Linked DNA regions of Homo sapiens: region 1 is linked to region 2. A link is an interaction called in ENCODE POLR2A ChIA-PET data of the cell type or tissue named here. Cell type or tissue: PC-3. All regions are shown on one strand. Links, peaks and the distances in the headings refer to the core of each region. The heading gives the core; the rest is flanking DNA.

Region 1 (15,188 bases), core at 5,431-13,430, 250 kb before region 2:
TATTTTTAAAAATACATTTTACTAGGTTCTTATTTCAACACAAACTGAACTCATCAGCTGTAGCAGTATGTTGAAAAACAACTGTTGCCATTCAGCTGATATTAACAGCTCAGAACTGTTTTCTATGTCTAAATTTCAGGTTAACGATATCAGCCAAAATCTATCTTCTCATACCTATTCTCAAAGGAACGGTCTTACAAAACTAATAATCTGGTCGAGTGCGGTGGCTCACACCTGTAATCCCAGCACTCTGGAAGGCAGAGGCAGGCGGATCACCTAATGTCAAGAGTTGGAGACCAGCCTGACCAACATGGTGAAACCCCGTCTCTACTAAAAAATACAAAATTAGCTGGGCATGGTGGGGCATTCCTGTAATCCCAGCTACTTGGGAGGCTGAGGCATGAGAATCACTTGAACTCGGGAGGCGGAGGTTGCAGTGAGACAAGATAGCACCGTTGCAGTGAGACAAGATAGCACCATTGCACTCCAGCCTGGGCAATAAGAGCTAAACTCCGTCTCAAAAACAAACAAACAAAAAAAAAAAATTCCTGCTTTTTCTTTGCCTAAATTTTTATCAAATATTTTGAACAGAAGCCACATGTATTTCTACACTACAAGAAAAGCATAAGTTCAGAAATAAGTAATCATACCCCCTAGTCAAACTTAACTATAGGAAGGAAGGACAGGACAGGACAGGAAAGGAGGAGAAAAAAGAAATTAGCTGGGTATACTCAGGAGGCTGAGGCAGGAGGATGGCTTGAGCCCAGGAATTTGAGGCTGCAGTGTACTATGACAGCCTGGGCATCATAGCAATGTCTTTGAAAAAAAAAAGGATGGCCGGGCACGGTGGCTCACGCCTGTAATCCCAGCACTCTGGGAGGCCGAGGCGGGAGGATCACAAGGTCAGGAGATCGGGACCATCATGGCTAACATGGTGAAACCCCATCTCTGCTAAAACTACAAAAAAAAATTAGCCAGGCGTGGTGGCGGGTACCTGTAGTCCCAGCCACTGCACTCTAGCCTGGGCGACAGAGCAAGACTCCATCTCAAAAAAAAAAGGAAAAGGAAAAAGAAAAAAGAACACACCTCACCAATTTTGAAATGTGAACATACAACAAATAAAGCAATATTTTTTGGAACTCATCACTTTGCATTGAATTAGGCATGGAACAAACACTAAGCATTTGTTAAGAGAACGATGCTCTGGATTTAAATTATATATCCTGTATTCTAAGATCCTCATTACTCAATTGATAGGCAAGCCTGGACCTGGGGGGAAGTGGACTAATCAGAAACACAACCCTGCATTCCTTCCCTTTGGCTGACTTATACAAATATAAGAATAAAATTTAATTGACAAAGGATAACAGCATTTATAAGTAAGATTGTTATGCTGGAGATATGTTAATTAAGTCCTCTGGATTAAAGGCTAAAACTCAATTTTACCTGCATGAATTGATTACAGAGAAAATTACCAGGTCCTTTGCTCCTTTTTAAGAGAACTGTGGTAGAACTTTTTAAGAGAACTGTTTCTGGTAGAAAACAATTCTTAAGTCACACAACCTCAAAAGTTAAAAGTGCTGGCTTTTGAAGAGGTTGTTTGAAATGCTTTGGAAAAATGCACAACAGTTTAAGTAGTAAATAATATTAAGCCATTACAAATCAGGACAAATATTAACAGACCTTCCATACAACTTCTATGTATCTCTTCAATATGCCCTTTGCCTACAGCACTCTGGGCACAAAAATCTGGGGAAAACTAAGATCTGTTTATTGGAGCTTTTTACCTTCTACCCAGAAAAGTTAGTTCGTGTTTAATTCTGACATTACACAGTACTTAAGACATTCAAAGCAACTGCAGTGATACAACTCTATGCTAAGTTTTTTTTAAATCAGTAAACTTAACCCACAACTCACAATATTTTAATCAGGAGCTCTGGAAGTAAGGGTATTTTTCTGTTTTTTTCCATACCCTCTGAGGTTGAAATTTTTTTGCTCTTTTACTCTGAATAATACCTAAACCCTCTCTAGGGAGAGAAATATTTTATTCCTAAATGACATTATTAACGCATTTTTCTACAGATATTAAAGTACTGGAGATATGCTGTTTCCTGCTTATCAGGAAATTAAAATCCCTTTCATTTATGTAGTTTGATTTTTTATAGCGCTTTCACATATATTCACTTGAACGTATACACGACACAAACATATAACAAATTTAGACTTATCAGGCATACAAGATGACCCTCAGCCTGAACTTATTCAAACTTAACTTACTCGATTTCACATCGTCTTGATGCTAACAAAATTAAGCATGAGCATAATGAAATCGGTATCACTGCCAGTTCTCAATGAACAAAAAGAAAACCAAATTCGCCCATTTCGCAAAGGAAAAGTACTCCCAATCAGACAATCGCAAAAAAAAGAACAAAATCTAAACCATACATTCACGTACATCTTTTCAACTCAGAGCTCCAAACGCAGCCGCCAACCACACAACTGCCCACAATCACAGCGGTAGCGCCTACTCTTAATTTTGAAGCTAGAGACTTAAGGAAACACACACACACACAAAACAGTTCTCAAGTTTGACAAAGTGGGGGAAAAGTCATTTTAAGTAAAGACAACGAGTTAATCAGGAGGCGATGAGCCCAGTCCTTCCGCCCCGCTTTCCCGCTTCCAGCCCTCGAACGAACCCTCCTCTAACCCCCGGGAGGCAGGAGTTCCAGCGGGGAGATGCGGGAAGCCTCAGACGAGCCCGCACGCCGCCGGAGACGCAGGGATCGAGGTCGGGGAGACAAAGAGCAGCCCGCGAAGAGCCCGGGCGGCGAGGGGCGGCCCGGCTCCGCCCTGCGCCCCTAACCGCCCGGGTAGTTGTCGGCACCGCCGGGGCGCCGCCGAGTGCGCGCCGCTTCTGTCCGGGCTCCCCGACCGTCGCCCGACACCTCCGCGGCCCAGGACACCCCCGAGCCGTTTCCCTCCCGATTTGGGAGCCGCGCGCCTGGGGACAAAGAGGGAGGGTGCGCCGGGGACAGTGGCAGGACGCGGGCCGGCGACGCCCCTCCGGACTCGGCGGGAACCCCTCGGCGGCGCCCCCCTCCTTCTCCCGCTCTGGCCGCGCTCCTCCCCGGACCTCCGGAGGTTCTCCTCGGCCCCTCCCCGGGCTCCCCAAGAGTTCTCCCGCCTCCCCCTGGGACCCCGCCCCTGGCCCGCTTCTCCTCAGCCGGCCCTGCGGCCGCCCCTCACCCGGCGGCGGGTTCCCCCGGAGCCGCCTCCTCCGCCGGGCCTCGGCCCGTCCCGCCGGTCGCGGCCTCATGTGCCCCGCGTCGCCATCGCCTTCACCCTCGCCTCTCCTCCACCTCCTCCGCCGCTGCCGCCTTCGCCTCAGTCTCCAGCCGAGGCAGAAGCCGCTCCCGCCGCTGCCGCCGCCGCCGCCGCCTCCCGCTCCCGCCGCCGCGACCCGCGGGAAGGCGCCTGCGCACTGCGCGCTGCGGTGGGGGCGGGGGCGTCCCGCCGCGGCCCGGGAGCGGGGGGCGCGCGGCACGTGGCGCTCGAGTGGGAGGGGGGCGCCCCAGAACGCGCGGGAAGCGACGCGAGCGCCAACTTTCCGCGGTCGAGTCCTCGCCGCTCTCTCGGATAGTCCGGGACGCGGCGGAGGCGCGGCGCGCGTGGGAGTCACCCGCGTGGAGTCTGGACCCCGGGTGGGCGCAGACTTCGCTCCGGACAGTTCATTCTTCCAAGCTGATTTTCGGGCGAGAGTCCCCCGCCAGCCGCGCCTCAGTTTGAGCGGGCCGCTAACGGCGCCGTGGGTTCTCGCCTTACCTGGGTATCCTGGGTTGGTTTAGCGGGCCCAGAGTTGTCTTCTGCGCGCTCCGCCGAGGCCTTGGTCCATTGTAGCACGGGATGCTAATGTCTCCTCCCAGGTTCTGCTCTACAATTCCTCGAGGATCTGGCGGGCCCTGCGTGGATCTAGCTAGAGTCGGGGCTCTTAGCAGTGCTCTAGATACTTTTCAGGTCCTGAACTTCTCGGATTAGCAAGACCCTAATAGGCTATTTCCTCTTAACTCTTTGCATCCCAGCAGGATCCCATTCAGAGGACTTGGGAAAAATTTTCATGCATAGGAATCCCCAGTTTTAAAATGCCCAGTAGGAAACCGAAAATTCTCCAAATGCTTTAAGTAGAGTAAGACTTTGGGTAATAAAGGAAGGCTCAGTAAAGAGATGGGCGACCTCTGGAATGATCTCATCTGAGCATCAGAATGCCGATGGACAGGCTTTTATTATTTTGCCCTTTTGACCAGAGGGGAAATTAAGCGCTAACAAGTGAGGTTACTTGCTGCAAGTCAAACTCCCCCACCCAAAGCCAAGCCCTAAGGGGTAGCCCCAGAGTGGAAATCTTGAAGGCTAGGCATCTAATGCACTGACCAGTTTTGTGTGGCCAGTATGTTTTCCAAAAATATGAATTAGTTACCAAAATATTAAAATCCAGATTTCTGGCCTCCCTAAAAAGTCAAAAGCTGCTTACTTTGAGCTTCTCTTTTCACATGGCAGCTCCTCTTGAGTCACCTTGTCCGGGTAGGCAATGTCCCCACTCAGCTGCTTAAATCATTTCATGACCTGCTTGGCCTCGGAGCATTTAAGTACTTCTCCCTGTGATTGCTGTAGTCTGTCCCCACGCCTTATCACATTGCCTCTCTACAGATGTATTTAAAATGACAAGTGTGGGATGGGCGCGGTGGCTCACGCCTGTAATTCCAGCACTTTGGGAGGCCTAGGCAGGCGGATTGCTTGAGCCCTGGGGTTCCAGACCAGCCTGGACAATATGGCAAAACCCCCATCTCTACAAAAAATACAAAAATTAGCCGGGTGTGGTGACGCGCACCTGTGATCCTAGCTACTCCAAGCATGAGGTGGGAGGATCGCTTGAGCCCGGGAGGTCAAGGCTGCAGTAAGCTGAGATAGCGCCACTGCACTCCAGCCTGAGCGACAGAGTGAGACCCTGTCTCAAAAAAATAAGTGAAAAAAATAAAATGACCAGGGTGAAAACTCTGAAAATACCTGGAAATAATAAATAGCATGTAACTAAAATAACACAGGAAACAACATCATTGTACCTGTTGAATAAAATATTAAAATTCTCACAGCCTGCAACTGTAAACTAGTACAAATAACTTTTTTGTTTTGTTTTGTTTTGAGGGAGAGTCTCACTCTGTCGCCAGGCTGGAGTGCAGTGGGCGCCATCTAGGCTCACTGCAAGCTCCACCTCCCCGGTTCAAGCAATTCTCCTGCCTCAGCCTCCCGAGTAGCTGGGACTACAGGCGCACGCAACCACGCCCAACTAATTTTTGTATTTTTAGTAGAGACAGGGTTTCACCATGTTGGCCAGGATGGTCTCGATCTCCTGACCTTGTGATCCGCCTGCCTCGGCCTCCCAAAGTGCTGGGATTACAGGCATGAGCCACCGTGCCTGGCCTAAATCACTTTGTTGTTGTTTTTGCAACAGAGTCTCACTCTGTCGCCCACGCTGGAGTGCAGTGGGGTGATCTCGGCTCACTGCGATGTCCGCCTCCCAGGTTCAAAAGATTCTACTACCTCAGCCTCCGGAGTAGCTGGGAATACAGGTGCCCGCCATCATGCCTGGCTAATTTTTGTATTTTTAGTAGAAAGGGGGTTTCACCATGTTGGCCAGGCTGGTCTCAAATCCTGACCTCAAGTGATCTGCCCGCCTTGGCCTCCCAAAGAGCTGGGATTACAGACATGAGCCACCGTGCCCAGCGGACTTTGCAAAACTGGCAATATCTACTGTTGAGGCTCAGAAAATGATTTCCCAGGGCGTGGTGGCTGTAGTCCCAGCTACTCAGGAAACTGCAGTGGGCTATGATTATGCCACTACACTCCAGCCTGGAAGACAGAGCGAGACCCCATCTCTTTAAAAAAGAAAGAAAGAAAACAATATCCCAAAGTATGGAGCTTTGGCGTGCTGAGTGCTTTGAACTAAAGGAGATTGGAAGGCCTCAGAAGCAAAGTCTCTCTCTGACCTTCTCCTGCCCTCCTGTCTCCCGCCCCTTTCTCCCCTGAAGCGAGTCATAGAAATAAAAATTCCTCTTCCCCAAGGCGGGTCATAGAAACTAGAACCCCTCTCCCCCAAAGCAAGCCATAAAACCAGAAAGGTCACTCTCCCCCTTCTCTCCTCCCCCTTGAAGACCCTCATTCCAGAGGAACCAGGAAGGAATACCCTGGAGGAAGGAATGTTACACTGGGAAGCCAAGAAGAATTTGAACCGACAAGCCTTGTTGGGTTCCCCGCTCAGTCTGTTAAATTAGATCATACCCCTTTTGTCTGATCACATTCTGCTTGTCCATTCTGCATTGAACCTAAGCATAAAAACAATTGTTCTAGGGTATTGAGGGTGTGTGTGTGTGTGTGTGTGTGTGTGTGTGAGAGAGAGAGAGAGAGAGACCGGGTCTCTCTCCATCACCCAGGCTGGAGTGCAGTGGCATGATCTCGGCTCACTGCAACCTCCGCCTCCCAGGTTCAACTGATTCTCATGCCTCAGCCTCCCAAGCAGCTGGGACTACAGGCGCACACCACCACGCCCGGCTAATTTTTTTTGTATTTTTAGTAGAGACTGGTTTTCACTATGTTGGTGAGGCTGGTCTTGAACTCCTGACCTCGTGATCCACCCGCCTAGGCCTCCCAAAGTGCTGGGATTACAGGTGTGAGCCACCGCACTCGGCCCTTTGAGGTCTTAATTTCCGAAGTCTCTTGTGTTACATAAAACTTTGGTTAAATAACTTGGTTATGCCCTTCTCTTGTTAATCTGGGTTTTGTTATAGGAGTGTCAGCTGTGATCCTTATGATGGATGAGGAAAGGTGTCACACCTTTCCGCCACTACACTACTAAAGCTGAACCTATGAATACACTATGCCTTTGGAATTCCATGGCAATTCCACGAAAATGTGTACAAATGTTCACCAAAATACTTGTACTAGAGTATTCATAGCAGCACTATTTATAATAAGTCAAAAAACTAGAAACTACCCAAAATGCCTGTCAACCGTAGAATGGCTAAATTGTGTTACGTACATTATGCTGCAATGAAAATGAACAATCTACATTTACACATAAGATGGATCTCACAAAAGTTTTCATTTACAAAAACTTCAAAAACAGACAAAACTGGCCAGGTGCTGTGGCTCATGCCTGTTATCCCAGCGCTTAGGGAGGCCAAGGTGGGCGGATCACTTGAGCTCAGTAGTTCAAGACCAGCCTTAGCAACATGGCAAAACCTTACCTCTACAAAAAATACAAAAATTAGCCAGGCATGGTTGCATGTGCCTGGAGTCTCAGCTACTCCAGAGGCTGAGGTGGTGAGGTGGGAAGATCACTTGAGCTGGGGAAGTTGAGGCTGCAGTGAGCTGTGATTGTGCCACTGAACCACTGCACCACTGCACTCCAGCCTGGGTTACAGAGCAAGACCGCGTTTAAAAAAAAACAAAACAACAACAACAAAAAAAAAAAACAAGCAAAACTAATCCATGCCGTTAGAAGTAGGGACAGTTGGCCAGGCGCGGTGGCTCACGCCTGTAATCCCAGCACTCTGGGAGGCCGAGGGGAGCAGATCACCTAAGGTCAGGAGTTCAAGACCAGCCTGGCTAACATGGTGAAAACCCATTTCTACTAAAAATACAAAAAATTAGATGGGTGTGGTGGCGCATGCCTGTAATCCCAGCTACTCAGGAGGCTGAGGCAGGAGAATTGCTTGAACCTGGGAGGCAGAGGTTGCAGTGAGCTGAGATCATGCCATTGCACTGCAGCTTGGGGCAACAAGAGCAAAACTCAAAAAAAAAAAAAAAAGAAGTAGTAAGGTGCAGTGGCTCACGCCTGTAATCCCAGCACTAAACCCCGTCTCTACTAAAAATACAAAAATTAGCTGGGCGTGGTGGCGCATGCCTGTAATCCCAGCTACTCCGGAGGCTGAGACGAGAATTGCTTGAACCAGGGAGTTGGAGGTTACAGTGAGTGGAGATTGTGCCACTGCACTCCAGCCTGGGTATAGAGCAAGGCTCCGTCTCAAAAAAAGAAGAAGTAAGGCCAGTGGGCTGGGCACAGTGGCTCACGCCTATGATCCCAGCACTTTGGGAGGGTGAGGCAGGTGGATCACCTGAGGTCAGAAGTTTGAGACCAGCCTGGCTAACATGGTGAAACCCCATTTCTACTAAAAATACAAAAAATTAGCTGGGCGTGGTGGTGTGAGCCTGTAATCCCTGCTACTTGGGAGGCTGAGTTGGAGGTTGCAGTGAGCCGAGATTGCGCCACTGCACTCCAGCCTGGGGACAGAGCAAGACTTGGTCTCAAAAAAAAAATTAGAAGGATAGTGGGCTGGGCACAGTGCCTCACACCTGTAATCCCAGCATTTTGGGAGGATGAGGCAGGTGGATCACCTGAGGTCAGGAGTTCGAGACCAGCCTGACCAATATGGTGAAACTCTGTCTCTACTAAAAATACAAAAATTAGCTGGGTGTGGTGGCATGCGTCTGTGAGAACTGCTTGAACCCAGGAGGCAGAGGTTGCAGTGAGCCAAGCTCCCGCCACTGTACTCCAGCCTGGGTGACAGAGTAAGACTCTGTCTCAAAAAAAAAAAAAAAAGAAAGAGAGAAGTAAGGAAGGATAGTGGTTACTTGGCAGGCAGGATAGTTACTGGAAAGGAGCATGAGGGGTTTTTGGGGGGCTGGCCTTGTTCTGTTGAAACTGCCTTTGCAAAAATCATGACAGTGAGAAAAATCTGACACAGGCTGGGGACGGTGGCTCATGCCTGTAATCCCAAGCATTTTGGGAGGCTGAGGTGGTGGATCACCTAAGGTCAGGAGTTCGAGACCAGCCTGGACAACATGGTGAAACCCCATCTCTACTAAAAATACAAAAAATTAGCCGGGCGTGGTGGTGGATGCCTGTAATCTCAGCTACTCGGGAGGCTGAGGCAGGAGAACTGCTTGAACCCAGGAGGTGGAGGTTGCAGTGAGCCAAGATTGCGCCATTGCACTCCAGCCTGGGTGACAGAGCAAGACTCTGTCTTAAATAAATAAATACATAAATAAAATAAAATAAAATAAAATACAAAAGAAGTAGCCGGGAGTGGTTGCACATGCCTGCAATCCCAGCTACTTGGCACGAGAATTGCTTGAACCCAGGAGGCGGAGGTTGCAGTAAGCAAAGATCTCGCCACTGCACTCTAGCCTGGGCAACAGAGAGAGACTGTCTCAAAAAACAACAACAAAAAGAAAAATCTGACACAGGAAAATTACAACAGTGAAAGAGATCTGACCTAACCGACTCCATCTTACTTTTAACCTCCAAGCTGCCCTTGTTCATTCCTGGGAATAGGCTGAGTTCTCCATGGGAGGAATTGACTTTATAATTTAATTTGGAAACAAAGACGATAAGAGTCCCTTCCCAAAATAAATCCCTTCTGCCTGGGGACCAGACTGCCTTTGTAGAACTAGCAAATCAGCTATAAGATTAGAAATTAGGGGCCAGGCCGGTGGCTCACACCTGTAATCGGAGCACTTTGGGAGGCCGAGGCAGGCGGATCACCTGAGGTCAGGAGTTCAAGACCAGCCTGACCAACATGGAGAAACCCTGCCTCTACTGAAAATACAAAAAAATTAGCTGGGCGTGGTGGCGCATGCCTATAATCCCAGCTACCCGGGAGGCTGAGGCAGGAGAATCGATTGAACCCGGGAGGCAGAGGTTGCGGTGAGCCGAGACCGCACCGTTGCACTCCAGCCTGGGCAACAAGAGTGAAACTCCATCTCAAAACAAAAAAAAAAAATTAGAAATTAGGGCTCAGGAGTCATGCAGCCAGAGGCCATGAGATTCCTAACCTCAGCCGGGCACGGTGGCTCACGCCTGTAATCCCAGAACTTTGGGAGGCCGAGGTGGGTGGATCACGAGGTCAGGAGATCGAGACCATCCTGACTAACAAGGTGAAACCCCGTCTCTACTAAAAATACAAAAAATTAGCCGGGCGTGGTGGCGGGCGCTTGTGGTCCCAGCTACTCGGGAGGCTGAGGCAGGAGAATGGCGTGAACCCGGGAGGTGGAGCTTGCAGTGAGCCAAGATGGCGCCACTGCACTCCAGCCTGGGTGACAGAGTGAGACTCTGTCTCAAAAAAAAAAAAAAAAAGATTCCTAACCTCTCCAATTGCTCCTTTGCTCCTATGGATGACATTACTATTATAAAACCCGATATTGGCCAGCATGGTGGCTCACGACTGTAATCCCAACGCTTTGAGAGGGTAGGGTGAGTGGAGCACATGGGCCCAGGAGTTCGAGACCAGCTTGGGCAATATGGTGAAACCCTGTTTTTACTAAAAAAAAAAAAAAAAAAGATGTAGCTGGGCGTGGTGGCACACATCTGTAGTCCCAGATACTTGGGAGGCAGAGCAGGGAGGATCTCCTAAGCCCAGGGAGGCTGAGGCTGCAGTGAGCCATGATCACACACTGTACTCCAGCCTGGGTGATAGAGTGACAGCCTGTCTCAAAAAAAAAAAAATCCTGAGATTGGTATGAGATATTTTTTCAGATCCTGCATTCTGAGGCACCAGCTGGTGCCACCCAGATCAGTAAACTGGCTCAACTAGTTCTGGATGCCACCCAGGAATGGAAGACAGCTTCAACCCCCTATGATTTCATCCCCAACCCAACCATCAGCATTCCCCACTCCCTAGCCCCCTGCCCGCCAAATTATCCTTAAAAAACCCTAGTCTCTGAATTTTGGGGGAGACTGATTTGAGTAATAAACTCTAGTCTCTCATGTAGCCACCTCTACATTCATTAAACTCTTTCTCTATTGGGAAAACCTGCTGTTTGCAGTGCATCAGCTTTTCTGGGTAGCGGGCAAGATGAACTCTTCAGGCAGTTCACTGTTCTTGAGCTGGGCGCTGAATACACAGGTGTGTTCAGTTAGTACACTGACCTGCATACTTGGTTGATTTGTTTTCTTTTTCTTCTTCTTTTTTTTTTTTTTTTTTTTGAGATGGATTCTCATTCTATCGCCCAGGTTGGAGTGCAATGGCGCAATCTCAGCTCACTGCAACCTCCGCCTCCCAGGTTCAAGCTATTATCCTGCTTCGGGCTCCTGAGTAGCTGGGGGCTACAGGTGCGCACCACCACACCTGACTAATTTTTGTATTGTTAGTAGACGAGGTTTCACCATGTTGGCCAGGATGGTCTCAAACTCCTGACCTCAGGTGATCCACCTGCCTCAGCCTCTCAGAGTGATGGGATTACAGGCATGAGCCACCGAGCCTGGCCTGTTTGTTTTCTTGAGACAGAGTCTCACTCTGTCACCCAGGCTGGAGTGCAGTGGCACCATCTCGGATCACTGCAACCTCCATCTCCCGGGTTCAACTGATTCTCCTGTCTTAGCCTCCTGAGTAGCTTGATTACAGGTGTGTGCCACCACACCCGGCTAATTTTTGTATTTTTAGTAAATACAGGGTTTCACCATGTTGGCCAGAAGTGATCTTCCCCCTGCCCCACCGCTGCCCCCCCTCCCAAAGTGCTGGGATCACACGCATGAGCCACCACGCCTGGCTGAGCTGCATACTTTTGATGGTGTGCTTTTCTGTGGCATATTAAGACAAATGAAAACCTTTAGGCCGGACGTGGTGGCTCATGACTGTAATCCCAGCACTTTGGGAGGCCGAGGTAGGCAGATCACAAGGTCAGGAGATTGAGACCATCCTGGCTAACACGGTGAAACCCTGTCTCTACTAAAAATACAAAAAAAATTAGCCGAGTGTGGTGGCGGACGCCTGTAGTCCCAGCTACTGGGGAGGCTGAGGCAAGAGAATGGCGTGAACCCGGGAGGTGGAGCTTGCAGTGAGCCAGCCTGGGTGGCAGAGCGAGACTCCGTCTCAATAAAAAAAAAACCTTTAAGGTCAGGCACAGTGGCTCATGCCTATAATCCCAGCACTTTGGGAGGCCAAGGCGGGTGTATCACATGAGCTCAGGAGTTCAAGACCAGCCTGGCCAACACAGCAAAACCCTGTCTACTAAAAATACAAAAAAGTTAGTCAGGCATGGTGGTGCATGCCTGTAGTCTCAGCTACTTGGGAGGCTGAGGCAGGAAAATGGCTTGAACCCAGGAGGCAGAGGTTGGTTGCAGCGAGCCGAGATCACACCACTGCACTCTAGCCTGGCAAGAGAGGGAGACTGTCTCAAAAAAAACCTTTAAAATGGTATTAAAACATTTGATTATATATATATATGTGTGTGTGTGTGTGTGTGTATATATATATATATAAAACTATAAATATATAAATGTATTTTTATATATACAAATGTTCATTAGGTATTATTTTCCCATAGATTCATGAATGAATCTGGAAGGGAAAACTCCCCATCTTTTATTGTTGCCTATTTTTTTTTTCTTTTACTTTTTGTTTTCTTTGAGACAGGGTCTCACTCTGTTGCCCAGGCTGGTTGCAGCAGCGTGATCACAGCTCACCACAGCCTCAACTGCCTAGGCTCAAATGATCCTCCCACCTCAGCCTTCCGAGTAGCTGGAACTACAGGCATGCGCCACCATGCCGGGCTAATTTTTTTTATTTTTAGTAGAGACAAGGTATCCCTATGTTGCCCAGGCTGGTCTCGAACTCCTGAGCTCAGTCAATCCTCCTGCCTCCCCCTCCCAAAATGCATTGCGTATTCTTTCTTCCTAGAGATTGGGAACAATACATTCATTTACTTTCCTTTTTTTTTTTTTTTTGAGACGGAGTCTCACTCTCTTGCCCAGGCTGGAGTGCAGTGGCGCGATCTCGGCTCATTGCAAGCTCCGTCTCCCGGGTTCATGCCATTCTCCTGCCTCAGCCTCGGGAGTAGCTGGGACTACAGGTGCCCGCCACCATGCCTGGCTAATTTTTTGTATTTTTAGTAGAGATGGGGTTTCACCGTGTTAGCCAGGATGGTCTCGATCTCCTGACCTCATGATCCGCCCACCTTGGCCTCCCAAATTGCTGGGATTACAGGCGTGAGCCACCGCACCGGGCAATACATCTACTTTCTAATTTGTTACCTTATTACCAAGCCACCAAGCCTGCAGCTCTGTCTCCCTTCTGATAGAGCAACGTTTCTTTTTTTGTTTTGAGACGGAGTTTTGCTCTTGTTGCCCAGGCTGGAGTGCAATAGCGTGATCGCAGCTCACTGCAACCTCCACCTTCTGGGTTTAAGCGATTCTCCTGCCTCAGCCTCCCTAACATCTGGGATTACAGGCACGAGCCACCACGCCCACTAATTTTGTATTTTTAGTAGAGACAGGATTTCGCCATGTTGGCCAGGCTGGTTTCGAACTCCTGACCTCAGGTGATCCACCCGCCTCAGCCTCCCAAAGTGTTGGGATTACAGGCGTGAGCCACCATGTCCGGCCACTTGTAGATACTTTAAAAAACAAGTAGGCTGGCCACGGTGGCTCACGCTTATAATCTCAGCACTTCGGGAGGCCAAAGTGGGAGGATTGCTTAAGCCCAGGAGTTTGAGACCAGCCTGGGCAACTTAGTGAAACCCTGTCTCTACAAAAAATGTAAAAATGAACAGGTTTTGTGGCCTGCACCTGTAGTCCCAACTACTTGGGAGGATCGTTTGAGCACAGGAAGTTGAGGCTGCACTCTAGCCTGGGGCTGTACTCTAGCCTAGGCAACAGAGCAGAGCAAGGCCCTGTCTCAAAAACAAACAAACAAACAAACAAAAAACCCCCAAAAAACCCCAAAACCTAAAATATAACCTAAGGCTCTTGTCTTCTAGTCAAGACTTCTTTCTCTCCTCTACCACCTTGGCAGCTAGTGATTTCCTTTAATCCCATTACTGGTGGGGAAACTGAGGTCAGAATTCCAGGGTAGAGGCTCTTGGGCCCAGGCATTCGCCAGGATATGGAGCAAACCAGGGTGTCTGCTACAACGTGAGCTCCCCGAAGGCAGGGGCACTGTGTCCCAGCTCCTGGAACAGAGGCCAGCAAATTGTAGGTACTTAGGAAGTATATGCTGAGTGAATAAGTGAATGAAGGCTCACCATCCCTAGAAGAAGAAAGACCACTGCTGGAGGGAAGGGGAAAAAAGCTGTAAGTTTCAAACAGGGAAATGGATCTCATTTCCAGCCTTTGGCAGAGAGTGGTACAGCTGGGTGCTATGAGAACCACATCACTTTTAATCCACATGGGGCTCAGGCAGGAAAGGATCAAAACCCAATTTGAGAACTTGAGAGTCGCCCTGGGGCTCTGTGGTTTGGGAACAGTAGGGTCAATCTGAAGGCTGCAATGTGTCACTATTTCCATTACACACTTTCCAGGGTCCCCACTTGGCTGGTAAACTCAGAGCAGATTCTTCTGTCTTGAAAGATGGAAAGAGGCCCAGAGAGGTAAATTTTTTTTTTTTTTTGAGATGGAGTCTCACTGTGTCACCCAGTCTGGAGTGCAATGGTGGATCTCGGCTCACTGCAACCTCTGCCTCCTGGGTTCAAGCGATTCTCCTGCCTCAGACTCCTGAGTAGCTGGGATTACAGGCGCACACTGCCACGCTTGGCTAATTTTTTGTATTTTTAGTAGAGATGGGGTTTCACTGTTCTCCAGGCTGGTCTCGAACTCCTGAGCTCAGGCAATCCACCCGCCTCAGCTTCCCAAAGTGCTAGGATAACAGGCGCTCATGAGCCACTGAGCCCGGCCCAGAAAAAGTTTTGAGAATGCTGCTTGTTGGGAACAGGGGAGTCCTGCCTGCCCCAGACTGGCTGGATAGTAAGAACTGTTAAAGAAGTTATTGATTAGTCTTGCCAGGCGCGGTGCCTCATGCCTGTAATCCCAGCACTCTGGGAGGCGGAGGTTGGTGGATCACGAGGTCAGGAGTTCGAGACCAGTCTGTCCAATATAGTGAAACCCCATCTCTGCTAAAAATTGAAAAAAATTAGCTGGGTGTGGTGGTATGCACCTGTAATCCCAGCTACTTGGAAGGCTGAAGCAGGAGAATCACGTGAACCCAGGAGGCGGAGGTTGCAGTGAGCTGAGATCACGCCACTGCACTCCCGCCTGGGTGACAGTGTGAGACTCTATCTCAAAAAAAAAAAAAAAAAAAAAAGAGAGAGAAGTTATTGATTACTCCTGCTAATGGGAGAGAGGTATTAGTGGGAAACACCACCCT
Region 2 (15,188 bases), core at 2,541-10,540:
GGTGTGCACCACGACACCCAGCTAATTTTTTTATTATTTGTAGACATGGGGTCTCCCTGCATTACTCAGGTTGATCTCTAACTCAGGCTCAAGAGATCTGCCTGCCATGGCCTCCTAAATTGCTGAGATTACAGGAGTGAGCCATCACACATGGCCGAGAATTTATTTAATAAACTGCAAGGGGAAGAAAATTAAAATGCCACTTCCCAGGCCTAAGCAATATGAACATACTGGTTTATATTCTTTCTTTCCTTTATAATCTAAGTGAAAAACAGAAAACTAAATAAAAATATTAGAAGAAAATGTATGTAGTTTTATTAATCTAAGTCTGACATAGGACCCAGAAGCCATAAAACAGAAATTGACAAATTTAAAACTTTGTAGAAGTCAAAAGATAAACAATAATCTGGGAAAATATTTGCAACATATGTATTAGTTTAAAATAATTGAATGAATAGGCAGTTCAGAAAGAAAAAATGTGTAATCAGTAAATAATAAGATGGTTAAAGTCATAATGGAAGAAATGACCATTAAAGCAATAATTATTTCTCTTAGATTGGCATAGATTAAGGCTTGGTAAACTTTTTTTTTTTTTTGCGAGACGGAGTCTCGCTCTGTCGCCCAGGCTAGAGTGCAGTGGCGCAGTCTTGGCTCACTGCCAGCTCCACCTCCTGGGTTCACGCCATTCTCCTGCCTCAGCCTCCCGAGTAGCTGGGACTACAGCCGCCCGTGACCACACTGGCTAATTTTTTGTATTTTTAGTAGGGACGGGGTTTCACTGTGTTAGCCAGGATGGTCTCGATCTCCTGACCTCGTGATCCACCCGCCTCGACCTCCCAAAGTGCTAGGATTACAGGCGTGAGCCACCGCGCCCGGCCACTTTTTTTTTTTTAATAGGGACAGGGGTCTCACTATATTGCCCAGGCTGGCCTTGAACTCCTGGGCTTAAGCAGTCCTCCCGCCTCAGCCTCCCAAAGTGCTGGGATTACAGGTGTGAGCCACCAAGCTCAGCTGAGGCTTGGTAAATCTAATGGTGAGGGTCAGGAGCTACTCTCATACACTGTTCGTTGGATTACTGATAGTCTCTTTTTAGAGAGCAAATTGATGATAAATCATTTCAAAAGTGCATACCTTTTGACCCAGCAGGCCTCTTTCTTAACTTCATCCTACAGAAATATATATCCCAGTGGGTAAAAATAGATGTATAAGAAAATTTATGCTGGGTGTGGTGGCCTGTAATCCCAGCATTTTGGGAGGCTGAGTTGGGCAGATCGCTTGAGCCCAGGAGTTCGAGGCCAGCCCAGGCAACATAGTGAGACCCCGTCTCGACAAAAAAACAAACAAAAAAATTACCTGGGCCTGGTGGCACACGCCTATAGTTCCAGCTACTCAAGAGGCTGAAGTGGGAGAATCCCTTCAGCCCATGAGGTTGAAGCCGCAGTAAGCCATGATTGTGCCACTGCACTCCAGCCTGGGCAACAGAGCGAGACCCTGTCTCAAAAAAAAAAGAAATTCACTGCAACATTGTTGTATTACTAAAGAACAAAATCACCAAAATGCCCATGAGTAGGGGGCTGGCTAAATATACTGTGGTCCATACATACAGTGGACTTGGTAGAATGGGTAGGTCCAGGTGTTTTCACCTGGAAAGGTCTCTAAGACAGTCTTTAAAGAGCAGTTTGTACGATAATATTATATGATCCAATTTTAGTTTTTGAAAAGTGTGTGTGCATTTGGAACTTGTATGCAAAAAAGTCTGGAATTATATTTGCCTCTTCTCACCTTCCCAAGTGAAGACTATTGATCACAAAGATTATATTTGGGGGATGGGATTGTGGGTGTTTACTTTCTATGTGTCTTACACATTTCTGCATTGTTTGAAATTTACATTGAGCATGTATTACTTTTGCCATCAAACAACATAAGACTAATAAGGGGAGAAACCCTGCGGGCAGCACCCACCCATCATATAGCTCATTGTCAACCACTTTTTCTCTGGTTGTAATGACCTCTGGGATTAGGACAGAGGAACCAAACCCCTTCTTTGAATTGTACCCTTTAACTCTTTTTTTTTTTTTCTTTTTTGAGATGGATTCTTGCTCTGTCACCCAGGCTGGAGTGCAGTGGTGTGATCTTAGCTTACTGCAACATCTGCCTCCCAGGTTCAAGCAATTCTCGTGTCTCAGCCTCCTGAGTAGCTGGGATTACAGGGACACGCCGCCATGCCTGGCTAATTTTTTGTATTTTAGTAGAGACAGGGTTTCACCATGTTGCCCAGGCTGGTCTTGAACTCCTGAGCTCAGGCAATCCACCTCCCTCGGCCTCCCAAAGTGCTGGGATTACAGGCATGAGCCACTGCGCCCAGCACTCTTTTTTTTTTTTTTTTTGAGACGGAGTCTAGCTTTGTCGCCCAGGCTGGAGTGCAATGGCGCCATCTCGGTTCACTGCATCCTCTGCCTCCCAGGTTCAAGTGATTCTCCTGCCTCAGCCTCCCAAAATAGCTAGGATTACAGGTGCCCGCCACCACGCCTGGCTAATTTTTGTATTTTTAGTAGAGACAGGGTTTCACCATGTTGGTCAGGTGGGTCTCGAACTCCTAACCTCAAGTGATCTGCCCGCCTTGGCCTCCCAAAATGTTGGGATTACAGGCATGAGCCACTGCACCCAGCTCCCCTTAACTCTTGAACTCATAATTAATCAAAAGTCTTACTAACATAATGGGCCTTTTTTCTCCCCAACTTTGTCTTGTCCAGATGAACTCTTTGCCAGCAGAGAGGATCCAGGAAATACAGAAGGCCATTGAGCTGTTCTCAGTGGGTCAGGGACCTGCCAAAACCATGGAGGAGGCTAGCAAGCGAAGCTACCAGTTCTGGGATACGCAGCCCGTCCCCAAGCTGGGTATGTACATGCTTGCTTTCTTTGCCAGGTCAGGGGCGAGGGATCTGCCTCAGCTGTGCCTTCATGAGGGTTTCATGCTGAATTACTGTAGGGAGGGCAGTAGAGTCCTGGAGTTCCTTGGTAGTTGTTTTCAGAGGGTGGTTTTTAAAAATGCAGCATAAAGACTATCATTCAGAGACCTTACCATTTTATAGCAGCACACCTTGAGAACAAATAATGATTCTTGCCAACAGCACTGGCTCACACCTATAATCTCAGCACTTTGGGAGGCCGAGGTGGGAGGATTGTTTGAGCCCAAAAGTTCGAGACCAGCCTGGGCAACATAGACCTTGTTTCCACAAAAAGTAAAAAAAAAAAAAATAGCCAGGCATAGTGACATGCACCTGTAGTCCCAGCTACTCAGGAGGCTGAGGTGGGAAGATCACTTGAACCTGGGAGGTCAAGGCGGCAGTGAGCTGAGATCACGCCACCGCACTCCAGCCTATGTGACAGGAGTGAGACCCCCAACTCAAAAAACGAACAAACCAAAAAACCCAAAAAAAAAACAAAACAAAACTATTGGCACATGAAGAGTGGGAATGTCTGCCCAGAGGTCTTTTTTCCACTTAGGTTTATAGAGACTTTGTCTTGTTTGTCTGGGCACATGTTTATTCCTGGAATGGGCAAAGTCCCCAGCCTCTTCCCCTTTGTCTCCTAGCCAATGCATGCTTACTAAATGCAAAGTGGTTTGAGATTTTGCTTAGCAGTGATGGTTCAACAACAGGAATACTATATATAGATTTCATTAGCACCCCTTAAAAAAGCTATAATGAATTGCTAAAGGGGTGGAATAGGCAGAATATCTAAAAGGATTCTGGAAGGGACTGGATCCTGTTAGACGTGCCTGCCAAGACTGAGCCAAGCCAACCTTGATGGCTGACTTCAGGACTCAGCTGACAAAGTTTCTGAAGTGGTTGTAACATGATTCTGGACCCATTGGTGGCCTAGTTCCTGTTTTCTTTGTGACTGGGAAAGTAAGTATGTTGAAAAAAACATATTCCAACACCAAATGTAAATGACTTTCAGCTTGTCCACATTACTGCTCCCCTCCAGAAACACAATGAGACTTCACTAGTATGTTCGGTGCAGAGGAGGAGGGTGGGGCAGGGCCAGACAGGGTAGGGCTAAAGACTGGTGAGGTGAGGAAGGCAGCTGTGCCCAAGGAGATTTGTTTGCTGCAGAGGTTGGGAGCAGCTAATCCATGAGGCCTGCAGACCTGCAGGATGGGCATTGCCTAATTGCTAGTAGAAATGCAGTTTGTCGGGCCCCACCCCAAAGCTGCAGAATCAGAACTGCCAGAGGATTTCTGTCCACTTTGAAAGTTTGAGAAGCTCTGCTCTAGAGCGGATGCAGTTCTTAGAAGCTTGGTCACAATAGAAGCAAGCTGAGGAGGTGCATCCCCACGGGTGAGGGAGAGCAGAGCACTGCCCAGGTGGACAAGAGGGGTGCTGATTCCCCCATCACCGTGTGTGTTTGGCTGCCCTCATCGGCCAGGTCCCAGGCCCACTGGCTAAGCCCTCCAGCAAGGCTTTGGGCCACAGGGTAGGGTCCCAGTGACCAGTTTCTCGCTGAGGAGCAGGAAAGATGCAGAGAGCCACACATCTCACCTCTGAATGAAATCCCTGATGAGGTGTTGTGTGGTGGCTGCCATGTATCTTGGCTCTGTTTTCAGATGGCATTTTGGAGTTTTGGTTTGATTTTATTTTTCCTGAGGAATTTGCAAATGAGTAACCTTGCTACATTCTTCACAGATAGTGGCACTTGGGAAAGAGGCAGATTGAGGCTGGGCGCAGTGGCTCACGCCTGTAATCCCAGCACTTTGGGAGGTCGAGGCAGGCGGATGACCTGAGGTCAGGAGTTCGAGACCAGCCTGGCCAACATGGTAAAACCTCGTCTCTACTAAAAATACAAAAACTAGCTGGGCTGGTGGCATGGGCCTGTGATCCCAGCTACTTGAGAGTCTGAGGTGGGAGAATCACTTGAACCTAGGAGACAGAGGTTGCAGTAAGCTGAGATCGCACCACTGCACTCCAGCCTGGGCAGCAGAGCAAGAATGCATCTCAAAAATGAATTTAAAAAAAAAAAAAAAGAGGCAGCTTGGGATTAATTTGCTTCTGTTCCTCTTCAGCCCAGCATACTTTGTTTTCCTTTCACCTGTAAATGTAGAAAGTGCTTCAGTTTAGTTCTCAGAAAGCTCAAGAGAAAACCACACAGTTGCTCATACGGGCCCTGACACTTTGAGGAAGGAGGAACAAGGTCTGGTTTTATTTCTTCTGGCTTTGCCTTCTGTGCAGTGTGTGGTGTCGGACTCCATGGAAGAGCAGTCACCCTGAGCATCTGACTAGTCTGCCTTTGAGGTCCAGGGTCAGTCAAGCCCCAGTTAGATTCCTGTGTTTGTGTCAGCCTGTAAAAAGTGCCACCTTGGCAGGCGTGTTAGCCTGCATGGCTGAGGCGTCACCCTAGTTCTGAGTTTTCTCAGGGGTGGTGGTACCTACAGCTTCTTGCCCTAATTTTTTTTTCACTTAATTGGAGGACTAATGATTATAAATCTCGTGCATATCAGCTGCACTGTGTTTTTACAGTACTCTCCACCTTCTTGGGAGAGTTTTAATTAGATGGTATTCCACTAAAGAAACCTACAAGTCTCTCTGATTTATTTATTTATTTATGAGACAGAGTCTCACTCTGTCGCCCAGGCTGGAGTGCAGTGGCGTTTTCTCGGCTCACTGCAACCTCTGCCTCCCAGGTTCAAGCAGTTCTCTGCCTCAGCCTCCCGAGTAGTTGGGATTACAGGTGCCCACCACCACGCCCGGCTAATTTTTGTATTTTTAGTAGAGACAGGGTTTCACCATCTTGGCCAGGCTGGTCTTGAACTCCTGACCTCGTGATCCACGTGCCTTGGCCTCCCAAAGTGCTAGGATTACAGGCATGAGCTACCGCACCCGGCCCTCTCTTTTATTTTCTTGAGACAGGATCTCGCTCTGCTGCCCAGGCTGGAGTGCAGTGGTATGATCATGGCTCACTGCAGCCTTGATCTCCTGGGCTCAAGCAATCCTCCCACCTTAGCCTCCTGAGTAGCTGGGACTACAGGTGCCTGCCACATGCCTGGCTAATTTTTAAATTTTTTGTGGAGACATGGTTTCACTATGTTGACCAGGCTGGTCTCAAACTCCTAGGCTCAAGCTGTCCTCCTGTCTTAGCCTCCCAAAGTGCTGGGATTATAGGCGTGAGCCACTGCACCTGACTGAGACCTGCAATTCTTTAGAAGCTTAAAATTATCCTAGGTTTACCATGGAAAGGCCTTCTTAGGCCGGGTGTAGTGGCTCAATGCCTGTAATCCCAGCACTTTGGGAGGCCAAGGCAGGAGGATTGCTTGAGCCCAGCAGCTCAAGACCAGCCTGGACAACAGGGAAAGACCTCGTCTCTACAAAAAAATTTAAAAATTAGCCAGACATGGTAGCACATGCCTATGGTCCCAGTTTCTCAGGAGACTGAGGTGGGAGGATCGTTTGAGTCCTGGAGGTCGAGGCTGTAGTGAGCCATGATCGTGCCACTGCACTCTAGCCTGGGTGACAAAGCGAGTCCCTGTCTCAAAGATTAAAAAATAAATAAATAAAAATGAAAGGCCTTCTTAGCAGAAGTGTTTTAGTCTGTGTAACAACTGTAAGAGCCGCAGATGAACTTTTGATCCCCCACTCGAGATCATGTCGTTCTTCTTTTTAAAGTCACCCCTTTCCCACTCATGTCAACGGAAGCAGTATCCTTTTCTGTCTTTGGTCAGTGGAATGCAGTGTGGCCACTCTGTTTTAAAAAGTCACTATCAAAGGGAGGATGTGCACTCACCTGGTTTCCATGGGTCCCAGAGAGAAGCTTCCCCTCTCTTTTTCCTCTCCTTGGCCTTTGTTTGGTTTAATGTTTTCCGCATCTCAGACATTCTCATTTCTCCGAAGTCCTTCACAGTTGCACCGCATTGCTTAGTTTTGGGTCTCTGATGTTTGATGTCATGGAGAGAATTTTGAGGGAAGAGTGTGCAGAAAGAAACCCATTGAAAGCTCAGGGTTTTCTTTAAACTTCCAGATTCTTTTAAAGCAAGTTCGAAGTGTCATCCTTAGTCATTTATTGGTTCATGTTGGCCTTGAGAGAATCAGCTGCATTCTTGCTGTGCTCTGCAGAGCAGCCTTCCACCCCTGCTCAGCAGGAGGTACTCAAAGGCCATTGTAAGGGAGAAGGCAGGCTGCTCCCCACAGAGCAGGACAAGCAGAGGCCATGATGCTGGCACCACACCGAGGACAGCACAGGAGCCTTGGGCTGCTTCTTGGCATCGAGGGCACTCCACAGTGGGAGTCTAGTAAAAGTGGCTGCTCCCTTTTCAGTGTTTCCTGTAGCTCTACTTTTTCACACCCACCCTGCCCCACATAGTCCACCTGCAGCCTGGCTGATTCCTAATTATCCTTGAGGTCTTGTCGTTAGATATTTCCTCTGAGAGGTCTTTCCTGACACACACACACACACACACACACACACACACACACACACACACACACACGTCCCATAGCACCCTGTACTTCATTCTTACTGGCCCTCACCATGCCGGGTGGCATGTGCATCCTTGCTCATCTCTTTGGTGTCCATGATGGTGAGGACCTGTGTCTGTTTCATTCGCCAGCCCCTGCCACAGAACTGGCACATTCTAGGATTCAGTGAACACTTGGTGAAGGAGTGAGTGAATGGAAGTGCCTGTTGCGTGTAGGACCTAGTAGCCAGCCTAAATGAGAAGATTTAGCCTTGAGGTTATTTTAGTACAATAGGGAAGACCATCAGTATTCTTGGCCATGGAAATAATTCAGGGGGAAAAAAAGAAGGTTCTGAAGTGTATAGGAAAAGGTATAAATTCAATACAAGTTGGGAAATTAGCACCTAGATAAGACTAGAGGGTCTGGCCCTCAGTTTTGTAGGCTCAAAAATGTTTTTTTAATATACATAGCTGTCAGTTGGAAGCGGATTGACTTAAATTCACAAGAGCTACTTTATGAATAATCAAATGGTGGGTTTTGGCTGGGCGCCGTGGCTCATGCTATAATCCCAGCATTTTGGGAGGCCAAGGCAGGAGGATCACTTGAGTCTAGGAGTTTGAGACCAGCCTGGGCAACAGTGAGACCTCATCTCTATGAAAAATAAAATTAGCCAGGCGTAGTGGCGCATGCCTATAGTCCCAACCACTCGAGAGGCTGAGATGGGAGGATCGTTTGGGCCTAGGAGGTCGAGGCTGTAGTGAACCAAGGTTACGCCACTGCATTCCAGCCTGGGCAACAGAGCAAGACCCCATCTCGCCAGTCATGAGTTTCCTAACTAGGGAAGAAAAATATGACCTCTCTCCCAAGCAAACCTGTTGGGAAGCCTGATTACCAACAGAGCAGGCTGCTTCCCTGTTGTGTGTCCCTGCACTTTCCAGATCCTGACCTGCAGCACGTGGATAATGACTCATTTATTTACTATTTCCCCAGAAGATGGTATGTCTCATGAGGACAGGGACTTGGTCCTTTTTCCTGCTGTACACTAGGGGCTGGCATGGTCACTGAGTCACTGGTGCACGGTTGGTGCTCAGTAATGTGTCTGATGGAAGAGGGTGAGATGATCAGTGCCAGCGGTGGTGTCGTGTGCTGCAGCCTGATGCAGCCCTTTCCACCACACTTGCCCCACAGATTATCATTCTGGGAAGGTCTAGAGCTTCCTGTTACATGTTAGAATGAAATGTTTGGACTTTGGGAGGCCGAGGCGGGTGGATCACTTGAGGCCAGGGGTTTGAAACCAGCCTGGCCAACATGGTGAAACTCCATCTCTACTGAAAAAAAAAAAACAAAACACCAAAATTAGCCAGCGTGGTGGCGGACACCTGTAATTCCAGCCACTCGGGAGTCTGAGGCAGGAGAATTGCTTGAACCAGGGAGGTGAAGGTTGCAGTGAGCCAAGATCGCACCACTGTACTCCAACCTGGGCGACAGAATGAGACTGTCTCAAAAAAAAAAAAAAGAAAAGAAAAGAAAAAAAAAATATTTGGGATCAGGAGTCTGAAAGTCAGTAAAAGCATGAATTGAGTGCCTAGTCTATACAGAGCCCTTTGCTAGGAACACTGTTACTGGGTTGGTCCCTTTTGAAGACTCCATTTTCCAAAATGCACTAAACATTGCATTCTTCCCAGTGTAAACATGAGTGAGCCCATTGTAGAACCGAAATCATCCCAAGGGCCAGAATTCAGTGGTGAATCTCTCAGCATATATGAGTCCGATTGAGCTCTGGATAGGAATGAGGGCTGTGTCTTTGGAGCACTCCCCACATGCTCCCACAGAGGAGGGGCCTATCCTGCTCAGGGAGGGGATGTTGTGTCAGGGTGACTTCCCGGCAGCACTATGTAGACTTGGTGATTCAGCCCAAAGGCACTTGCAGGACTCTAAACACTGAGGGCCTGAGTTGGCAGTAGCAGTTAACTGGCTCACGCTGCTGAAAGCCAAGGCTGGCAGGGCCACGATTGAGCCTGGCGCCTAGAAGCCATCATCTGGTTCAGAAATGGGCCCAGTACATTGTTGTTGCTGTTGACACAAAAGCAGCCTTGTTGTGACTCCTTACAAACCCATCCAGACTGATGGGCCTGGGCCAGGGCCCTGACAGCACTCTTTACACCAACCAGGAGGCAGGAAGCCAAATTACTAAAGATAAATGTTTGTCATTCAGTGACCCAAGGGAGATTTAAATGGATTTCCAAAACACGAACCACCTTGGATCCCAGTGATTGTCCTGAGGTTTTGCCATGAATTGGCCCTCAGTTAGGGGCTAAGGGTAGCTGGAAAGACGGTTTGCAGTTGCCAAGCACAGAATGTTCTTCAGATAGAGGGCTCCTAGGGACAGGAGGAATTTGCTCTGGTTGAGTTTTGAACTGAGCCCTTTACTGCCCCGAGGGGGCAAAGGGTGAGGCTCACAGCTGTGCTCTTCTTTCAGGCGAAGTGGTGAACACCCATGGCCCCGTGGAGCCTGACAAGGACAATATCCGCCAGGAGCCCTACACCCTGCCCCAGGGCTTCACCTGGGATGCTTTGGACCTGGGCGATCGTGGTGTGGTGAGTGGGCCCTCAGAAGGTTACACCTGCGGGTAGGAGCCACTTTCACAGTAAGCCCTGCAGTCTCACCTAGACTACGTTTACTCGAGCCCTAGAGAGCTGAGCCAAGGAGGTCTGAACAGACTCCCGTCTGTAACTTCCTGGGGCATGGCCAAGACTCCACATAAATAGCTCTTAGCTTTTCTGGCAGGTTGGAAGTTAACCTCTGTAGGTCCCCGATGTGGATACCTGTTTTTCATTTATTCTTTTTTGTTCATTCATTTCCTCATTTTCTTTCTAGTCTGTCTCCTGACTGGAGCAGCTGGGGCTGCTAAATGAGGCCCTGTCCTCCCCTTTCCACCCCGGCCACCCAGAGCCCCTTGTTTTGACCTGAGGGATTTATTTCCCTTATAAAGAATGATGAAAATGTCGCCGGGCGTGGTGGCTCACACCTGTAATCCCACCGTTTTGGGAGGCTGAGGCAGGCGGATCATGAGGTCAGGAGTTTGAGACCAGTCTGACCAACATAATAAAACCCCATTTCTACTAAAAATACAAAAAATTAGCCAGGTGTGGTGGTGTACGCCTGTATCCCAGCTACTCAGGAGGCTGAGGCAGGAGAATCTCGTGAACCTGGGAGGGGGATGTTGTAGTGAACTGAGATCTCACCATTGCACTCCAGCCCAGGTGACAGTGCGAGACTCTTTGTCTCAAAAAAAAAAAAAAGTCAACAGAATTTTTTTTTTTTTTGAGATGGAGTCTCGCTCTGTTGCCCAGGCTGGAGTGCAGTGACACCATCTCAGTTCACTGCAGTCTCTGCCTCCTGGGTTCAAGCGATTCTCCTGCCTCAGCCTCCCGAGTAGCTGGGATTACAGGTGAGTGCCACCACGCCCAGCTAATTTTTATATTTTTAGAAAAGATGGTGTTTCACCATGTTGGCCAGGCTGGTTTCGAACTCCTGACCTCAGGTGATCTGCCCATCTTGGCCTCCCAAAGTGCTGGGATTACAGGCAATGAGCCACTAGGCCTGGCTTTTTTTTTTTTTTTTGAGACAGAGTCTGGTTCTGTTGCCCAGGCTGGAGTGCAGTGGCGCGATCTTGGCTTACCCCAACCTCCACCTTCCAGGTTCAAGTGATTCTCCTGCCTCAGCCTCCCAGGTAGCTGAGATTACAACCATCTGTCACCATGCATGGATAATTTTTGTATTTTTAGTAGAGATGGGGTTTCACTGTGTTGGCCAGTCTGGTCTCGAACTCCTGACCTCATGATCCACCCATCTCGGCCTCCCAAAGTGCTGGGATTACAGGCATGAGCCACTGCGCCCAGTCTTTTTTTTTTTTTTGAGATGGAGTCTTGCTCTGTTGCTCAGACTGGAGTGCAATGGCACAATCTTGGCTCACTGCAACGTCCACCTCCTGTGTTCAAGCAATTCTCCTGCCTCAGCCTCCCCAGTGGCTGGGATTACAGGTGTCTGTCACCACGCCAGGCTAATTTTTTTATTTTTTAGTAGAGATGGGGTTTCACCACATTGGCCAGGCTGGTCTTAAACTTCTGACCTCAGGTGATCCGCCCACCTCAGCCTCCCAAAGTGCTGGGATTACAGGCTTGAGCCACCACACCGGGCCAACAGAATTTTTTAATACCAAAGTTGGGCCAGCAGATGGAGATAGCTGAGAAGGCAGAAAAAGGCCTTTGTGGTTGGGTGTGGTGGCTCACACCTGTAATTCCAACAATTTGGGAGTCTAAGGTGGGAAGATCGATTGAGCCCAGGAGTTCAAAATCAATCAGCCGGGTCAATATAGTGAGACTGCCCCCGCTACAAAAGAAAAAAATTTAATAATTAGCCGGACATGGTAGTATGCCCCAGTAGTCTCAGCTACCCAGGAGGCTGAAGTAGGAGGATCGCTTGAAACCAGGAGTTGGAGGCTGCAGTGAGCCATGATCACACCAGTGCACTCCAGCCTGGGTAACAGAGTGAGACTCTATCTTGAAAAGAAAGGAAAAAAGGCCTTTGTTTGGGCCAGATGGTAAAAAATCAGACAAGGTGGGAAACAGCAGTGACTCTCCGTGGTAATTCCTTGACTAGCTTCGAGAGTCGTCCCTCTATAGCACTTCACAGAAGTTGAGACCAGTGGCTCTCCATTGTTGATGGCGCAGAATGATGAAGTGGTTGGTTAGTTAGGTGGCATTCTCGGTCTGCCACTCTACCACGTGATGGCTCAGTTTTCTACTATAACTAGGGTGTTTGCTCCAAGAGTTCCTACCATGCCAGGGGGCAGAAGGATTTGTGAGACTCCACGTCGTTTTTGGTAGTTTGCTTCATCCTTCTGAAAAGCCTAGAGCCCCAGGGTATTGGAGTTGGTCTACTACCTGGCAGAATACCTCCAAGTGAGCTGCTTATTTCTTTACAGCTAAAAGAACTGTACACCCTCCTGAATGAGAACTATGTGGAAGATGATGACAACATGTTCCGATTTGATTATTCCCCGGAGTTTCTTTTGTGGTAAGTTGTGGGGGCTTTCTTGAGGTTCTTGAGAGGAAGGCATAGAGCAGATCCACCAGAGGGCACCAGAGTTTTCATCCCTGCCAGGGGCCAACCTTTGAATGGCAAATTAGTGTGTCATTTTTGAGTTCCTGCATCTGAAGGACACTTGCTTTCATTAGCACTTAGAATTGCAGCCTTGTTTAAGACAATTGACTGGGTGAGGGAGACCTTCGTAGAGCTAGTACCCAGGGAAGAGGTATTCATTGTCTGGTGACTTTATATAAGAAAGGAACGGGCATGAGACCTACTAAGACTGAAAGAAAAGAAGGCACATTTTCTATCTAGTTCCTGAGCATGCTCAGTTGTATAGCCTTGCCTGGCTGAGCCATCCACCTGCCCAGGCCACGTTTAATATCCAGGAAGAGAGAGGCATGGGCCGAAATGGAGAGGGACTACCTGAAAGGGAAGGAAGAATTTGTACCAGAAAGAGGGAGACAGGACACCAGAGCTCCAGGGTTGCCACAGTCAGCTCTCAACCATGGGACCCACTGGCCTCCGAACCAAAGATGCCAGTACCTTGGTTCAAGCTGTCAAAGTGAACACAGAAATTGGATCAGGCATGAAATCCTCAGTATGATAACCTTGGGTTGGATGAGTAACTAGGCCAAATGGGATGAGCAGCCAGAAATGGTGATGGCTCGATTCTGTGTGTCCAGGAGGGCTTGGCCCTAAAGAGAATCCAGCTATTAACCCTCAGGGAGGTGGTAGCACCAGGTCCGAACCAAATTTGGCTGTGGAGCCCAAGCGGCTTGTCCAGCCTGCCGGCAAGCAGCACAACCACCCCAGCCTCTCTTTTCCAGGGCTCTCCGGCCACCCGGCTGGCTCCCCCAGTGGCACTGTGGGGTTCGAGTGGTCTCAAGTCGGAAATTGGTTGGGTTCATTAGCGCCATCCCAGCAAACATCCATATCTATGACACGTAAGCACCTGCACCTACCCCCACCCCCCACAACACCGCCATCCTGCTTGGTCTGGGAGAGAGTAGAAAAAGGCTGCACAATGTGCCCCATGAAAGGAAGAGGGAAGGTCTCAGGAAGGGAGGATGCCCAGGTGCGGGGACTGCAGATTCATCCTAGGAACCACCTGTTCTGCTCAGAGTCCCAGCCAGCTCCCTTGTTTGTGGCCCAGGTTGGAAGGAGCCCACCCTGAGGCCTGGTGTGCCTGCTCAGCAGAGGCTTGTTTTTGTTTTTGTTTATTATTTTTTACATTTTATAGAGGCAAGGTCTTGCTATGTTGCCCACGCTAGTCTCAAACTCCTGAGCTCAAGTGATCCACTCACCTCTGCCTCCCAAGAGTGTTGGGAATATAGACGTGAGCCATTGTGCCTGGCCAGAGGCTTTTCTTAGTCTCACTCTGTTGCCCGGGCTGGAGTGCAGTGGTGCGATCTTGGTTCACTGCAAGCTCCACCTCCAGGGTTCAAACGATTCTCCTGCCTCAGCCTCCCAAGTAGCTGGGATTACAGGCATGCGCCACCACACCTGGCTAATCAGAGGCTCATTTTTGAACGCCTGTACCAGTCACACATGGAAGCACTTGAACAGCAGCAGAAATGGGCCAGAGCGAGTGTGACCCAGATTCAGATAGTCCTTGGGGCCTGTGATCTCTGCTCTTCATTTTCCCTGGAAGTGTTGAAACCATCTGCCTGCCACAGTCTTCAGGGCTTATTACCAGCTGTGTTCTTGAGGGAATCAGAACCCTTGAAACCCTAGAATTGCCTTGACCTGCCCCGTGGGTTCCCTGTGCTGCTTCCCTGCATGCTAAAGGTGGGATTCCCCAGCCAACTCCTAGGGACTCATCAGGGAGATGCTGGTGGTACCTTCAAATAAAGGTGTTTGCTTGGGTCCCACCTTCCTTTGGAAATAGATTCTGTTGAAGTGAGGCAGGCTCCTTGCCTGGTGGAGTGTGGTGGGGAGTCCCAGTACTGAGTGCAGGTGGCAGCTAAAAGTACACCCGTGCTGCAGACCTGGTCCTTCTAGGTGTGGCTGCACGTGCTTGATGGGATCACCATTCCCTTCCCTGTTAAAAACCTTGTCACCTGGATTTTTCCCCCTCTTAGAGAGAAGAAGATGGTAGAGATCAACTTCCTGTGTGTCCACAAGAAGCTGCGTTCCAAGAGGGTTGCTCCAGTTCTGATCCGAGAGATCACCAGGCGGGTTCACCTGGAGGGCATCTTCCAAGCAGTTTACACTGCCGGGGTGGTACTACCAAAGCCCGTTGGCACCTGCAGGTAAAACTGTCTTCCTGTAAGGCCCCAAAAATGCGGGTGTCTGCACTGTAGTTGAGGAGCATGTGCCACTGTGAGTCACAGCTCCGCCCTTAGCATCCCACCTCTGGCGTATCTGGTAAGGCGGGCACTTGGTGCCTGCAGGAGCCAGATGGGGAGCATGGAGAGGGCGGGAGGGTTGTAGGGATGGCAGATTGGCAAGTCCCTGCCTTGTCTGGAGGGCTCTTGGTGTCTGCTGGCTGCTGCCATTTGGAGATGGTGGGGGGCGGTACTGGTGGTTTGTTTTTGTTTTTAGGGATGAGCCCAAATCTGGATTTTTATGGGAAATGTCCTAAAGTTTTAAATGGTTGGCTCAAATTGTTTTGAATATTGTGTGCACCAAATAGAGCAAGT

What was found. Peaks named below come from ENCODE experiments on the same cell type or tissue, not always from the same donor. Only the 100,000 strongest peaks of a DNase experiment are listed, where the experiment ranks them.
Region 1: POLR2A ChIA-PET joins it to region 2 with 13 read pairs; 3 of 35 experiments call an interaction of 5 or more read pairs at or near these places.

Annotation. Positions count from the first base shown.
Region 1 is chr17:44,826,816-44,842,003 of GRCh38, forward strand. It overlaps GJC1 (gap junction protein gamma 1), which reads right to left and starts at 3,472. Exons shown (of 3, transcript NM_005497.4): 1 at 3,247-3,472. RefSeq lists a silencer at 2,785-3,074 and enhancers at 3,130-4,103, 4,104-5,077. In PC-3, for the core only: no CTCF peak of the experiment used is centred there; no DNase peak of the experiment used is centred there.
Region 2 is chr17:45,083,755-45,098,942 of GRCh38, forward strand. NMT1 (N-myristoyltransferase 1) reads left to right here. Exons shown (of 12, transcript NM_021079.5): 3 at 2,754-2,898; 4 at 9,931-10,049; 5 at 12,440-12,531; 6 at 13,374-13,490; 7 at 14,628-14,798. Among named protein-coding and RNA genes, the nearest start is that of MIR6784, 23 kb to the right of the region's middle. RefSeq lists enhancers at 6,970-7,471, 14,374-14,874, 14,875-15,188. In PC-3, for the core only: no CTCF peak of the experiment used is centred there; a DNase peak (open chromatin) is centred at 9,337; H3K27ac peaks cover 2,298 bases.